Linked DNA regions of Mus musculus: region 2 is linked to region 1. A link is a loop called in an ENCODE intact Hi-C map of the cell type or tissue named here. Cell type or tissue: heart. All regions are shown on one strand.

Region 1 (8,000 bases):
TCCAATCTGGAAATCTCTGCTCTGAAAAGCTCTGCCCCCTCAGAAATCCTATATAAGCACTGCCCTTTGTCCAATCCCCTGCTGCACACTACTACTAGCAGAGGGCTCCCTGGATTCATCCCCCCTCCTTCTTCTCCTCCTAGATTCTTCGCTTCAGTAAATCTCCTTTATGAGATTTATGGCCTGGAGTGACTTTCTTATTGTAAGAAGCTGAGAAGAAAAGAAGCAAAGAAAAGAAGCGAAGAAGGAGCAGGGCTGAGGCTCCGAAGTTGCTCATCAGTTCAGCTGGAGATACCTGCCCTGGAAGCTGCAACACCTTTGCTGAGTATCCTCAGAGCTGTGTGGTTCCTGTGGGATGCTGTCCCACCTCAGAGCTGTGTGGTTCCTTGGCTTCTGAATCCCAGGATTCCATTGACGCAGAAACACTTACACTTAGCACTGTCTAAAAATGTATAACTGCTCATTTTTATGTTTGTCTCCAATAAATCAATATAATTAAACCAGTGTATGAAAGCAATCTTATCATGAAGACACAACACAGGAAGAAGTCCCTGCTTTCTTGTAGTCGATGTGATCTGATAACAGTACAGTGGTCTAGTGATAAGTCAAACTGTTGTTTATGTGCATAGGTGATAACACCCTGTGATGTCCTACCCCATCCACCACGGGTGTGAGTCATCATTTTATCCTATGTAACACGCTTTCTATAGTACCTGGTATAGGCACCCCATGTAGCCATCTTTCTACAGTAACCAAGTCAGTTATCAGAGTAACTGCCATAGGATCACAGTGCTGCACTTCAAGTATTGCTACGGTATTAGAATTGTTACACCGTATGATTAGTAAAATTATGATTATCATTTACTTTCCCAATATTCTGTTGAATTTTTTCACATGTATATATGCAAGAATAAACCATATATAGATTGGTAGTATGAGAGGTCTCAGGCACCCGCTGGATTTGTTGGGATGTACCTGTTGCAGGTAAGGGGCACCTACTGTAGCCATACTGACATTTGATAGAATCACCCTATTTCTAGGAATATCTTTAATATTCAATAAACACAGATAGAAAAAAACAAAAACTGGAGAACGCTAAGCTCAGAATGGTACACAACACTAAAAAGAGTATCTTAAGTTCCATTTCTGGACACTGAGGTAATAATAGAGGAAAGCAGGAGGGGTGTGAGAAAGTGAAGGCCTCAGCAGGCTCATCTGAACAGGGCACAGAGCACTGACCAAAGTAGAAAAGCTACTACCAGCTAACGACCAAATCATTGTCAACAACTTTTATGCTGTCACTAATTTAGCCCTCACAGCACAAGCATATTTGACTAACAAATGTGACGAGCACACACTGAAGAATGCTGGGATGAATGGCTAGGGCATTTGTCATTAGACAACTGGGGAACATGTCTATGATAAAGTATGTTTACATTTTCTTTCTACAGTGTTCTCGGAGAACAGCTCTCACAGAAAATCAAAACTCTTCACCAAAACACATACTCAATCTTATTTTGATTTCATGACACCAGTAGATTCACTAGAGCTTTTTATTAGAGAAAACTACAGGCCCCCACCAGAAGTAAAGTAATCTCAAAGGTAGAAAGAGCCCTGATGCTGAGATCCTGGGAGGCCAGCACCTTCTGTTTATGGTAATAAAATCTCCCAACAAGGAGAAGCCCAGAATTGGAAGCCTGAATGTTTGAATTCAATCAAGCCTCTACAGAGGAGCCACCACCAGCATCCTCAGACTGTTCCATGAAATAGGAAGGAAGAAACAGCAAACTCATTCTATAAAGCTGCCATTCCAAATGCACCAAACCCACATATACACATAATATTTTCAATAAAATACTTGCAAACTCAATTCAAAAACCCATAAATACCAAGCTGTTTTCAGTCCAGTAATGTAAGGATTGTTTCATACACATATTTATACATACTAGTTACTTTTCTGTTGCTGTTATAAAACTCCATAGCCACTGAATTACAGTTCCAGAGAGAGCCCAGCATGGTGGTAGGCAGCAGAAGCAGGAAACCCAGAGCTTACATCTTTAAGCACAAGCATGAAGCAGAAAGTTTACTTTCAGTAGAGTCTGACTATAGACGTTTAAAGCCTGTTCCCAGTGACATGCTGCCTCTAGAGAGGCCCTACCTTCTAAAACGCTCTGAACAGTGCTGCCAGCTGGAACTGGGGACAAAGCATCCAATGCCTGAGCTTATGCGGGACACTTACCATTCAAGCACTTCATGCAATGAAATACTGCCTATAAATAAGACTCAAGGAGAGAACTACATGATCATCTCAATAGATGCAAACAACCTTTTGACAAGTGCAACATTTCTTCAGGATGAAAGCCCATAAGAAATTAAACTTGGAAGCAACATAGCTGAGCACAGCCTAGGGCATACAGGACAAATTTATAGTCAAAACTATTGTGAATTAAGAGAAACTGGTTGCATTTCCTCTAACATCAGAAAAGAAAGAAGGTTGCCCACTCTCCTTTGATGTAATGCTGAAAGTCTTAGCTGAACACTGAGAGAAAAGAAAGAAAATTAAAAGAAGCAAAACAATCCTTATTTATAGAGGACATGATCCCCCAAGAAATTCTCTCTATAGTCCTGGCTGTCCTAGAAGTAAAACTGTAGATCAGCTTAGCCCCAAACTTAAAAAAAAGCAGCCTGCCTCTGCCTCTCAAGTCCTTGGATTTAAAGGTATGCACCATCATGCCTAGCTGAAATGATCCTATTTTTAAAAGACCTTACAGCGATCCCAGCACTTGGGAGGCAGAGGCAGGGGGATTTCTGAATTCGAGGCCAGCCTGGTCTACAAAGTGAGTTCCAGGAGAGCCAAGGCTACACAGAGAAACCCTGTCTTGAAAACAAAACAAAACAAAACAAAACAAGACCCTACAGATGCCACCAGAAAACCCTAGATGTGATAAACATAGTAAAGTAGCTTCCACTGTTCAAATGAGAGTGACCTCCATAGTCATATATTTGACCACTTGATCCCCAGGTGGTGGAATTATTTGGGAAGGATTAGGTGTGACTTGTTAAAGGAGATGTGTCACTAGGTGTGAGCTTTGAGGTTTGAAAAGGCCATGCCATTCCCAATTAGCTCTCTCTATCTGCTGCATGCTGATAAGGATGTAAGCTCTTACCTCTCAGGCACCATGCTCACACCTAGCTGAATGTTATCATGTTCCCCACCACGATGGTCATGAACTCTAACCCTCTGAAACTATAAGGTACCCAAACCTCTTTCTTCTGTAAGTTGCCTTGGTCATGGTATTTTTTTCCACAGCAATCAAAAAGTAACTAAGACATAAACTGCATTTTGTATTCTTCAATTATACTATATACCAGTAATAAATTTGTCCAGAAAAAAAAAATGGGTGCAACAAAACAAAAAACAAAACCTTATTCATCACAGTTTCTAAAAGTAAATAATAAAATACCTGTGAATAACCCTAATCAAAAGGATAAACGTGAAAGCCTGGAGGAAACTCAAGACTATATTAGAAGGTAGAAAGACCGCTCAAGCACACAGACTGGCAGAATTAACGTTGTGAAGATTAGATATACAGGACCCAAAGCAAATCACAGGCTCAGCATAATCCCTGCTCTGCCTGGCTTTACCTTGGCACATGCTAGCATCATCAGAGAGGAGGGAAGTCTCAATTGAGAAAATGTCTGAAGGGCTTTTTCTTAATAAATGATTTATGGGGGGGGGGGGGGGAGCCAGACCATTATGGGTGAGGCCACCCCATGCTAGTGGTCCTGGGTTCTATAAAAGAGCAGGCTTAGAAATACCATAGGAAGCAAGCCCTCTCCTCCTCATCCCCATGGCCTGCCTCCATCAGCTCCTGCCTCCAGGCTCCTGCCCTGCTTGAGTTCCTGCCCTCACTGCTTTTGATGATGAACTGTTGTATGGAACTGTGAGTGAAATAACCCCATTCCTTCCCAAGTTGCTTTTGGTCATGGTGTTGTTATCACTGCAATAGTAACCCTAACTAAGACAGTCTCCATCTAAAAATGTCAGTGGAATTTCACATAAAACTAGTAAGAAAAGCAAAACAAACAAACTAGTAAGAAAAGCAAAACAAACAAACAAACAAACAGCTAACAAATAGATGAATACTAAGTAATACTATGTAGAACAATGCTAGAGACATCCTAATATCTGACCTAAAACTATACCACAGAGTCTCAATTGACAAAAATAATTGTACTGCACAGACACTAATGGTCTACAAGACAGAACCCAGAAATAAATCCAGAAAGCTACAGCCATCAAATCTTAGATTAAATGTGTTAAAAATGTAATTACAAAAGAACCCTCTTCAACAAATAGTGCCAATAAACTGGATATTCAATGTAAAAGAAAAAAACTTTTCTTCTTCTACATTTTCCATTCTGAACAACAACAAAAAACAAGCAATACAATACAGACAGAATAAAGCAAGGACCTTAATCTAAGACCTGTAGCTGCTAAAGGAAAACAAACAAAATATTCAGAATATTCCAAGCAGAGAGGTGCAGGCAAGGTTTTTTTAAACACAGTCTCCAGCAGCATGTAAGAACTGACAAACGGGGTTACATGAAATTAAAAAGGTTCTACATGCCAAAGCAATCTATGAACAGAGCAAAGAGACCACGTTTTGAATGGGGAAAGTCTGTGTTGGTGATATAACTGACAGGGGAATTGCTATCTAGAATCTATAAAGAACTTCAAAAAAATAAACACTAACAACAAAATAAAAAAAACCACCTAATCCATGAGTAAGCTAATAAATAGTTCTCGAAGGAAGAAATATAAATGGCCAAGAAACATTTAAAAAAGAGTTTTCAAAATGTGTAGCCATCAAGGAAATACAAATTCAAACTGCTTTGAAGTTGTATCTCAACTTGTCAAAATGGCTGTCATCAAGAAAACAAATGCTGATGGCGATGCTGAAACAGAGTAACCCTTATAAACTGTTGGCAACAGTATGGAGGCCCCTCAACACAGAAGCAGTAGAAGCACCAGATGCTCCAGCCATCCCTGCTCTTAGGTCTGAAGATCTAAGTCAGCCTATCAGAGCTGCTAGCATATTCACATCTTTGTTGCACTGTTCACAGTCAAGGTACGGAACCAGCTTTGACGTCTACAAACAGATGAATGGATTTTTAAAAATATGGTACAAACACAAATGGAATTCTTTTGTAAAGAATGAAATTACAGCCTACACAAGAAAAGTGGATAAAACTGGATAATCATATGACGCAAAATGAGCCAGATTCAGAAGGCAAAGGCTGCATATTTTTTGCCACACATAAAAGATAGACAGACAGACACGCGAGCACATGCGCACAGGCACACACACCACACACTAGAAGTAGAAAAGGAACTTAGAGGAGAGGAAGAGGTCGAAAGGTAAGGGTGAAGCGAACAGGACAATGTAATGAGACACTGACAGGAGAACAGAAAGAGGGACCATTAGAAAATGGAAGGTGATCAGCCAGAAGGAGGAAGGGAATGAGGGAAGGACAGGTGGGTGGGACAAAAAAAGAACAAACTGTAATGAAATACACTTATAAAGGAGGCTAGTGGGAGGAAAGGCAAGGGGGAAAGTGACAAAGTCTATTTTAGGAAAAATGTATTTTTTAAAAACCATAACACACATTTCATTACTAACCGCCCCCCCCACCAAATTAAACAAAATAATTCTTAAAAATCTACATTGAAGTACTGACACAGAGCTGTGTCACATCCTTAATAGAAAACATAAAGGAAAAAAAACCAATGGCAGTCAGAAGCAGCAACCACAAAGACACAGAAATATTTACATATGGCTAGATAGATGTTACTATAAGAAGCTTTAAGTCTAAACTTCAGTGGCATTCCAAAACAATCCCAAGCAGAAAGAACCTGCAAGTTAACGAGGATGGTTCTGTACTATAACAAGAGGCAACTTTGTTATTAATGTAGAATTAATCCTACCTCCTCTTACTCATCCAAGTTAGATATGCATTTACCAGCTAAAACCCAAGCCGTTTCCCCATACCTCTCTGAAGAGTGCACCATAGAACTGAACAATGTATGGGCAATCACTACTCCGCATTACTACATCCAAATCCATGAGAAGTTGTTTTTGTTCTTTTTCATCCACAGTTGACCGAATTCTCTGGAAAAGAATAACAACAGATGTCATGCAAACAGAATAGTTTTAGAAACTGGAGTAAAACCTTTTCCGTAGTACTGAAAATTACTAAACCTCACAATATTAACCAGGCTAGAAAATTATCATGTTTCCTTATACTTTATAATTGTAAGTTTGATCACACAACAAAAAAGCACTCAGAAATTCTTTTAAGGGCACAGGACTCTAAGTCACACATTCACTAATGGTGGTGAGGCTTACACAATAACTCTCTGAGGCTCTGAGAATTATGCCCACATGCAAATACAAAGAAAATCAGAGTATAGAAGTTTTCACATGACTAATTGTAGGCTCCTTCACACAAATATATTTTTAACCATCATCTCAGAATTGTATAGGCTCTAGCATGCAATGCAACAACAGCCTTCTTAACTACCTAGCAGCATCTTCATTCACTAGATTGAGATGGGAAACAGTCCAGGACAGAAAAGATGAGGACTGGAATGGGGAGCATACAGATGAGAATTCAAGCCTTTCAAATCCGGACTGCCCTTCCTTCACTGAACTTCCTCTATGTTGAAAACAGGAAGTTTTCCCCACTTTCTATTCATGGTTCTGCATGCAGGTCAGTGTAACCTGGAGGAAATCCTAAAGTGGAGAAACAGAGGACTCCTTTTGTCCACTCCTAAGCTGAAAAGACAGTCCTCTGTATAGTACAGATCTGGAGCAGGGTCCTAACCAAACTATATAAGATTTATAAAATACATAAGATCTTATATGTAAAATCATAAATCTTATAAAATACACATGATTTCAAATGAACATTCCCCACTGTACTAGTAAGTAAGATAGAACAGAATCAAGTTCAGAAAATATATGACATTAATAATGGAAATACAGTTTAACATTAAAGCATGCAAAGTAGTTTTATTCTCATTTAAAAAAAAGTTCACAATGTCACACTGTGTCACTGTACACAACACAAAGCACATACTTACAAGGTAAGTTAGTATCAAAAAATATACAAGGTAGCATTTTGTCCTCCAAGACTTCGAGGTATCTGTCCTCAATGTTCTTGCAAGGAGTGAAGGCAGTCAATTAAATTCTTGAGCCAATTTTACAGAAGAGAAACCAGAGGCAGAGATACAAAAGAGTATTTCATGTGACACGAGAACAAGCAGTTAAAGAACAGAAGTGGGTTCTCTCAGTTTTATGTTTTGACACTACACCAGGCATCAATCCCATATTCTCCAAATATGTACTTTAAAAATGTATTTACTAAAACGCATACCTTGCTATCTAAGGTGTTTCATACCAAATGAAATGTCTTGACTTTAATTTAAAATGTTACACTGAACACCACAGTCATAGAAATAAAGTTAAAAGTAAGAATGGGAGACAGAAAAGATAACTAGTCCCCTCAGAGGTGAGAACCTTTTCTTTCTTTCACTCTTGTGTTCATATTTTCAGTGTGATAAGAATGACTTTGCTTCTAAATCAACATTATTATCTTGCTCCAAAAGAATATTTGTTAAAAGTCTAAGTAAGCAGACAAGTGGTTTATATTTGTTCAAAATATGGCAGAGATCATTTTAATTAATAATTAATAATCAGTAAGTATTTGAATTAACTTTTCTTTCTATTTTAAAATACAAGTTGGTTGGGTGGTTGTAGAAGTAGTCAACATGATTTTTTTTCAAGGAATTTTCTTATTTCCACATATCTGAATTTAAAACAAAGAGTTGATAAATAAAAGAAGAAGAGAAATCTCAAACTACCCTCTGGTTGAGAAAGATTTCTATGCAGTAGTTTATGAATTTTTACTATTCAAGTTTTTTTTCTTAATTATTA
Region 2 (8,000 bases), 91 kb after region 1:
AAGTGCTAACTTGCCTCAGGATCTGAAGCTAAAAGGACAAACCATGATGGACCAAAATCAACCCAAACTGCAAACCAACTATTTCTTGGGTATTTATTACATTTGCTGAAAACTCACTAATATTGCAAATAATCACACCTATTTGTCTTTTGAAGATCAAGGTGAGGTTTGTTTTTTTTTTTTAAATGTGTTTTATGTATACATATGTGTACATGTCTGTTTATGCATACCATTAAGGGTGGCTTCAGAGTACAGAGCATCAGATCTCCAAGTGAGTCACTCAAGATTGGTGCGAGGATACAAACTCTGGTATTCTGCAAGAGCAGTATGTGTTCTTGACCACTGAGCCATCTCTCCGGCTCTCATGGATGAAGCTTTAAAATCATGAATTGTGGTTTTGTTCCCCAGATCAGTAACAACAGAACTGCGTTAAAACAGTTGTTTAAAAGATCCAGTTGCCGGCATTGCCTCTGAGATACTCTAATTTGGGGAGAGGCATAAATAATATGGCTTTTACATGCTCCCACTCTGTGCTGCGTGGCCAGAATGTAGTTAGAACAAGGTTCTGTACTTCTTCTGTACTTTTTGTTCAAGCACGTCAGTCAGTTAACTATTTTAAAGCTAATCTAGTAATTATCCTGTCCTCTGTGCTTATATATCTATGAAATATGCAAGAAAGCAAAAGGACAAGGTAAGAATGAAAAACACATATTTATTAAATAAAGTTCTTGTTAAAATATAACAGACACTGGATTTGAGCAAATGCTGTTTTGCTATTCTGGAATATGGACACTGTTAAGGCCTCCTTCTAAGTTTAGTTTATTTTTGGTGGTTTTAACCATTGTCAAAGTAAAACACCAAAAAAAAAAAAAAAAAAAAAAACCACTTCACAAAAACTGCAAATGGATAAGTTACATTATTAGCTACATATTTATATTTTAATATCATTTGTTACTATTAACTTCCATAGTCCCTCATATAAGTCAGTAGCTCTTGCAAACGAATTATGCAGTTTTCAAGTTTTAATAATTTTAACCAATAGTCTCACAATGAAAGCATTAAGATGTTTCATATGGAACCTTATATATGTTGATTCTTGCCTATTCAGACCCAAATAGGACCCATTTTCCATTAGGTTTAATAACATTTCATAAAGAACTTCATAGTTTGTATAAGTGCAAACTACAAAAAAGTTTTTTTCATGCTCTAGCACTACACACAAACACCATAATATGCACACATATAATCTTCACATATACCTTACATAGATTATCTGTATGTATAATCTGTATGTATAATTTACATATATATGTAAGCATCACATACATATTTTGCTGGCCTCTTGGTCATATCTGATTGAGTTAGCATTGCTCTTGATTCTACTATATTACACATACAGTATTTGATTACAAATTATGATTAAGAATTTGATTATGAATGTACTCTGGGGTCTGGGGATAGAGCTCCGTTGGTATAGAGTGCTTGATTAGCATGCACTAAATCCTAGGCGCCAAGCTGGCAAGAAGACTCAGTGGTCGACAAAGCTTCAGTTTAATCCTGGAACCTACATGGTGGGAAGACAGAACTGATTTCTAAAGTTGCCTTCTGACCTCCATACACACAGGCCTTGGCACAGGTACACATAATACATATGTGTACACACACGCACATGTATTCTGCCTTGCACCCTCAGTACTCTTACGTGGGAACTATTTGCTGCTGTGGTCCAGAGCTCAGAGCTCAGAGCTCTTTACTTTTTTTTCTTATTGTCTCCAGGCTTAGATGTTTGTTATTTCCTCAGCCTGGAAAACTTGCCCTGTACACTAGGTTTGCTCCTTAACTTCTAGTCTCAATTCAAGGTTGTTTTATCTGTTCGTCCTCCCTCATGGTACATAAACTGTAATACAACTCTAATACCACCTGTCTTACCTCATTAATTTTTTCCTACTTTTCATGACCCAGCATGCTTATTACCTGTGCATTTATTTACCTATTGCTCAGCTTTCTTCACAAAATAGTATTTTAAGGGCCAGAGCATTGCATGTGTAGTTCACTGCTATATCCTTATCGAATGGAATAGTATCCGGCTCCGACAAGGCAGCTGGTAAATATTTATGAAGTAAATGAAAATAGATGGCACTTTTCTATTATCTCCTCCGCTAAGTTAGATGTCTTCCTATTTTTAAAATGTGTTTTGCTTGTTCCGTCTGTTCAAAGAGTGTCATGCTTCTCCTCAATTGCCAGCTTAATTTTTAAAAAGTAGCTAAAGGGACAGTTCTAACTAGAACTGTCAGCTTGAATTTTGTGGATTCCAAGATTGCCTCTATTCTCTCCCTGAATTTCAGAAGGAAATGTGTGTATAGCCATGTCTCCATATTTCCCGTGGGAAAAGCCTCAGCTTCAGTCAGATTCTCAGAGGCTCATTGCACAACTCCAGGGTTTGAGTTACTCTGCTCTCCCTTGAATGTTGTTCAACTAAAGCCCAACACGCTTTACAGGAACCTTATTAGGGTCCCGACCAAACCACCTGATCTTGGAAGTGAAGTTCCTCAGAATTGAAAATAACCCACGAGGCGAGTCTCTAGCTAAATGTCTCTGCTCAATCAGCCAAGCTCTCCTGTGATAGACACTTCCGCCTCTGCCAGACTCGTAACCTGTCAACTACGTTTGTCTCTTGACGTCTGTCTGACTCACCGATTGCTTTAACCGGGATTGTGAAAGGTTTTCTAAGGAACTGCGAGCCTTTCGGCGCCAAGGACTTACTTTGAGTACTCGCTGAGTTCCTTTCCTACTGATCAGTTTTTCAGGCGTGTGCACATACCATGCTCCCCTCGCCCCTGCCGTGTTTCTTCGGAGATGTCCACCCTTCTAACCATGGTCTAGGGGGAGGACGCATCTCTATTCCAAAGCTGTCCTGTCTGTCAGCTACTCATGACTGAATACCTGGATTTGGACAGGAGGCTTCTGTCAACTGGGCTTAGTGATAAGAGGTGACTGCTGTGGCCCAGCGCAGGACGGTCTGAAAATGGGCGAAAAGGCTGTAGGCTCAGCCTGGGTTAGAAAACCCGATCTCGAGGAATGAATGCTGGTGGGAACCCGGAGCTCCCTGCTCCCTGCGAGGGGAGGGGTCAGACTCGGGTCGTGAACTGGGACACTTCTTGGGGAGCCAATAGGAAAGCCGGTCTCAGGTAGTCCCTCACTCGCCCCGCCCCGCCCCGCCCCTCGCTCCGCCCCGGCGCCGCGCGTCGCCAGGGCCGCGGATGCGCGCAGCCGTCCAGCTTCCGGAAGTGCCTCGGTGAGGGTGGTTAGGGCCGAGGTAAGCGCGTAGTTTGGGCGGATCGGAGGGCTAGCCGAGTCCTGGGGTCAAACCTGAAGTCGCTTCAGCTCGCGCACTGTCAGGAGCGAGCTGGGGCGGGGACAGCGGTCTCAGCCCCGTGCCTGTCGCGCTCGCGGACGGCAGGCGCGTGCGGGGGAGGGGACTCGGGGCGGAACGGAAAGTGGACTCTTCCGGGTTGCTCGTCCCAGGAGAGGGATCGGGTCTGTCCGGACTCCGGTTGGACACTGCCAGGTGGCTAACCGCTAGTTACTGGCCCTCAGTGATAACCCCAGCTACCCCTTGCAAACCCCCAGAAGGCTGCCCTAGCTCTTCCTGGGCTTGAAACGTTGCTGCTTGGAAGCCCTGGAGGATCCAGAGCTGTTAACTTTGTTTTTTGTTTTTGTTTTTGTTTTAAAGATTTATTTATTATTATATGTAAGTACACTGTAGCTGTCTTCAGACACCCTAGAAGAGGGGGTCAAGTCTCATTACGGATGGTTGTGAGCCACCATGTGGTTGCTGGGATTTGAGCCATCTCTCCAGCCCACTTTTAATACTTACTTTACAGGGCTGTCAGGAGGGTCATCAATGGCACAAGCAAAGCCTACAGTGGTCTGATAAACAAAGGGCCACCTACATGTGCAACCCTGTGTGCAACCTACGTGTGCATAGAAAAATTGCATTTCACTTCGATTTCTTAAAGCGTCGGTAATACAAATATAACTGATAAATCACGAGTTTCTTCTGTGAGGAGTGAGAGGTAGAGTCTCATCCGGACACAAATCCATACGTCTCTCTATAAGGTAATTTAATTTTGAGTAAATGGACGCCTTGTCACAGATGCCTGGGTGGTAGCCACCAGTTGGCCTCTACTGCATGAAGTAGTAGTATTAATATACAATTTAAATGTGTAAGATTTAGTTTCCCAGAATAGCGCTTCTTGAATAGTCTCCAGATTTGTGTTAGGAACTAATTCTGATCAATCTGACAGGTAGAAATTTTACTGACTGAAATTTTATTATTTTTGTAAAACTCAGGAAATCATTTAGTTAGTGAAGGGGTTTTGTGTATTTCATTTCTAAAAACAGAGCCTTCTTTGAAAGTTGTCCTCCTAAGCCAGTGATTCTCAACCTTCCTAATGCTGAGACTCTTTAATGCAGTTCTTTTCATGGTGGTGACTCCCAACCATAAAATATTTTTTGTTGCTACTTCATAACTGTAATTTTGCTATTGTTACAGATTATAATTTGAATATCTGTGTTTTCCCATGATCCTAGGTAACCCCCCATGAAAGGATCTCAACTCATAGGTTTTGAGCTGCTGTTCTAAGCTCATAACATTTGGTCAACTGTGATTTCAGGATCATTTTGTGTGAAAATATATTGTAATTTCCATTGCGATGTCTTTGACCACTGATTACTAATTTCTACAAGTTGGGATTTCAAGATCCCTTATTGGTGTTGATTTCTCATTTAATTACATTCTGTCCTGGCTAGTTTATGTCAGATTGAGTCATCTGAATGGAGAGAACCTTAGTTGAGAAAATGCCTCCTTAAGATCTGGCTGTAGGGTATATCCTTAATTAGTGATTGATGGGGAAGGGCCCATGGGTTGTGAGTGATAGCATCCTGGGCTGGTGGTCTTGAGAGTTCTCTAAGAAAGCAGGCTGGGAGGAGGAAGCTAGCAAGCAGCACTCCTTCAGGGCCACTGCATCAGCTCCTGCCTCCAGGATCCTGCCCTGGTTGAGTTCCTTCCTGTCCTGACTTCCTTCAGTGATGGACTATGATCTAGAAGTGTAACCTGAATAAACCCTTTCCTCCCAACTTGCTTTTTGGTTGTGATGTCTCATCATCATAATAGTAATAGTAACTCTAATTAGGATATCGTGGTTACAGAATACATACTTGAAGTTTCCAATTGTATGAAATGTGTGTACATGGTTTGTTTTCCTGAATATTTCTTATGGACTTCATTAAGCATACTAGAGCTGTGGGGTTTAGCTTTGGTGGGTACTAGAAGTCAGGACAGCACCTCACTCCTTTAATATCAGCATTGGGGAGGCTGATGCATGCAGTGTGATTGTCTTGAATTCCAGGCTAGACTCTGCTCCAGAGACAGACCCTATCTCAAAACAGCGACAGCCCCAAACACCTATCCTCAAACACATACCAAATAATCAACAAAAAAATTGATACTAGGTGTGTCTACACTTCTATTTCTTGATGTTCTGACCCATCTATTTTAATGACATGCCATCTTTTTTGTTTGTTTGTTTGTTTGTTTGTTTGTTTGTTTTGGTTAGTACTATTGTAGCTACACTATTTATTATTGATGAGCCAACACATTTCTCAAAATGAAATGACAACCCCCTCCTTTGTCTTTGTGTTGGCTAGTTTTATGTCAAGTTGGCACAAGCTATCGTCAACTGAAGGGACCTCAATTGAGAAATTGTCTCCATTAAGATAGGGCTATAGGCAAACCTATAGGGCATTTTCTTAATTAGTAATGAGGGAGGGCCCAGCCCGTTGTGAGGAGTGCAACCCCTAGTGGTACTGGGTTCTTTAAGAAAGCAGGCTGAACAAGCCAGTAAGTAAGGTCTCCATGGTCTCTTCCTGCCTCCCCGGTTCTTTGCCTTTTTTGGGTTCTTATCTTAACCACTTTGGATGCTTAACTGTTAGGTGAAAAGTGTTCCTGAAACCCTTTCCCCCACAAGTTGCTTTTGTTCACAGTATTTCCTCACAGCAGGAGAAACTAACAGATCTTCCAGTCAGCTTGATCACATATACTAATGTAGTCATACCGGTTTTCATATGCTTATGCCACATTCTGTTTTCATATACTATGCCAGCTCCTTGTAGTAGCAATCAAAATTAGGCTCAACATCTGTGGTTTATTCAGTTCAAGCACATAAGAAACACTAATGAAAAAATCGTAGGCACAAGTTTTTATAGAACTGGAAACTTCAAGTATGTATTCTCCAACTACAGTCTAATTTAAATAGAAATGTATTCATGCAGAAATATATTCATTTCCTTAATTTTTATTTTTAAACTATTTCTTCTGCCTAATAAATTAATTTGTGGTGCTGCGCATGGAAACCAGAATTTTACACAGGCCAGTCAAGTGCTTTAATCACCTGGCTACATGTCAGGTTATCGTGTCTTTATATTTACAATGTCTCTTTCAGATAGCATATATCTAGGTCTTGCTCTTTAAATCTGAAAGCTCTGTCTTGTAGTGTGAATGTTTGTCCCGTTTACACTTAATGTAGTTTATAGATGTTGGCTTTTACTCTACTGCATTGTCTTGTTTTCCATCACAATTTTTCTCTTTTCCTGTGATATTTCTGTTTTTTTTTGTTATGTTTTAAGTAAGTTATTTTTTATGTATATATGAGCTTTTTGCTTGCATGCATGTTTGTGCACCTTTGTGTGCTGGGTGCAGCAGAGGAGGCTAGAAGAGGGTGTTGGATCCCTTCAAACTGGAGTTCCAGATAACTGTGGGTCACTTTGTGGGTGCTAGGTACGGAGCCTGGGTCCTGAGTCGTCAGAAGATGAGCCAGTGCTAACACTATGCATCCTTAAGCTTTACGTAGAGTTTAACCTCTCAGGGTCTCTGTCATTGTGCCAGTTTTTATAGCCCAGTTCAGATCTGCCGGTTCTCACCTCTTACTTGACCCTCCCCACTTCCTACCTGGCACCCCTTCACACCCAATTGCTTCAGATTTTCTTTTTCCGATTTGGAAAGTCACATCTATATTAACAAAACGGATTCGTTAAATGTGTCCTCCCCATGCAATTTTAATATCTCTTAGGCTACTATTTTCTGAAAACCTTAAATGACATCATTTTGTATTTGTTTTATACATCAGTACACTTTTGCTCTTTTCAGACACACCAGAAGAGGGCATCAGATCCCATTGCAGATGGTTGTGAGCCACCATGTGGTTGCTGGGAATTGAACTCAGGACCTCTGAAAGAGCAGTCAGTGCTCTTAACCGCTGAGCCATCTCTCCAACCCTGACATGTTTTATTCGTATATGTATGTGGCTGTACACAGTGCACACGTGGAGTCAGAGCACAACAGGAGGAATTCAGTTCTCTCCTACTGTGTGGGTCCCAGAGGCTGAACTCAGGTTGTCAGGCTTAGCAGCAAGTGACTTGGCCTGCTGAGCCATCTCACAAGCCCTCATCTGCCTTTGAAGGAGGTTATCAGAATTAAAAAAATATATAGCATTTGTATTCACCAGACATTGACTGTTTTTGCTTCTTTTTATTCTTTTCTGAAGATAGGAGTTTTCTAGCAGTAGGAGGAATGAATGACCTTTATTCTTGTAGTGGAAATTCACTAGTGACAAATTTTCTGAGTTCTTTTTGAAAAATTTGTTCATGGCTGTGTGTGCATGTGGCATGTATGGTATGTGCAGTATGTGTTTGTGGTGCATGTATGTGTGGTGTATGTGTCTGTATATGCCTTTATATGTGTGCATGGTGTATGTGTGTGTGTGTCTGTGCATGAGTCTGCAGTGTGTGTATGTGTGTGCATGTGTGTCTGTGTGTGTGTGTGGTGTGTGCTTAGTGTGGACTGTGTGTGGTGTGTGAGTGTGTGGTGTGTGTGTGCATGTGTATGCTTTAAGGAGGACTGAGCCCAGAGCCTCATGTATGGTGGACTTGCATTCTACCTA

Evidence for each region. Peaks named below come from ENCODE experiments on the same cell type or tissue, not always from the same donor. Only the 100,000 strongest peaks of a DNase experiment are listed, where the experiment ranks them.
Region 2: a loop joins it to region 1, with 2.2 times the contacts of the local background. A loop is called at or near these places in 2 of 42 quality-filtered maps.

The regions. Positions count from the first base shown.
Region 1 is chr11:65,713,431-65,721,430 of GRCm38, forward strand. Map2k4 (mitogen-activated protein kinase kinase 4) reads right to left here. Exons shown (of 11, transcript NM_009157.5): 4 at 6,054-6,173. Among named protein-coding and RNA genes, the nearest start is that of Mir744, 17 kb to the right of the region's middle. In heart, no CTCF peak of the experiment used is centred here; no DNase peak of the experiment used is centred here.
Region 2 is chr11:65,803,946-65,811,945 of GRCm38, forward strand. Zkscan6 (zinc finger with KRAB and SCAN domains 6) reads left to right here and starts at 3,230. Exons shown (of 7, transcript NM_001302374.1): 1 at 3,230-3,316. In heart, no CTCF peak of the experiment used is centred here; a DNase peak (open chromatin) is centred at 3,186; H3K4me3 peaks cover 2,179 bases; H3K27ac peaks cover 1,629 bases.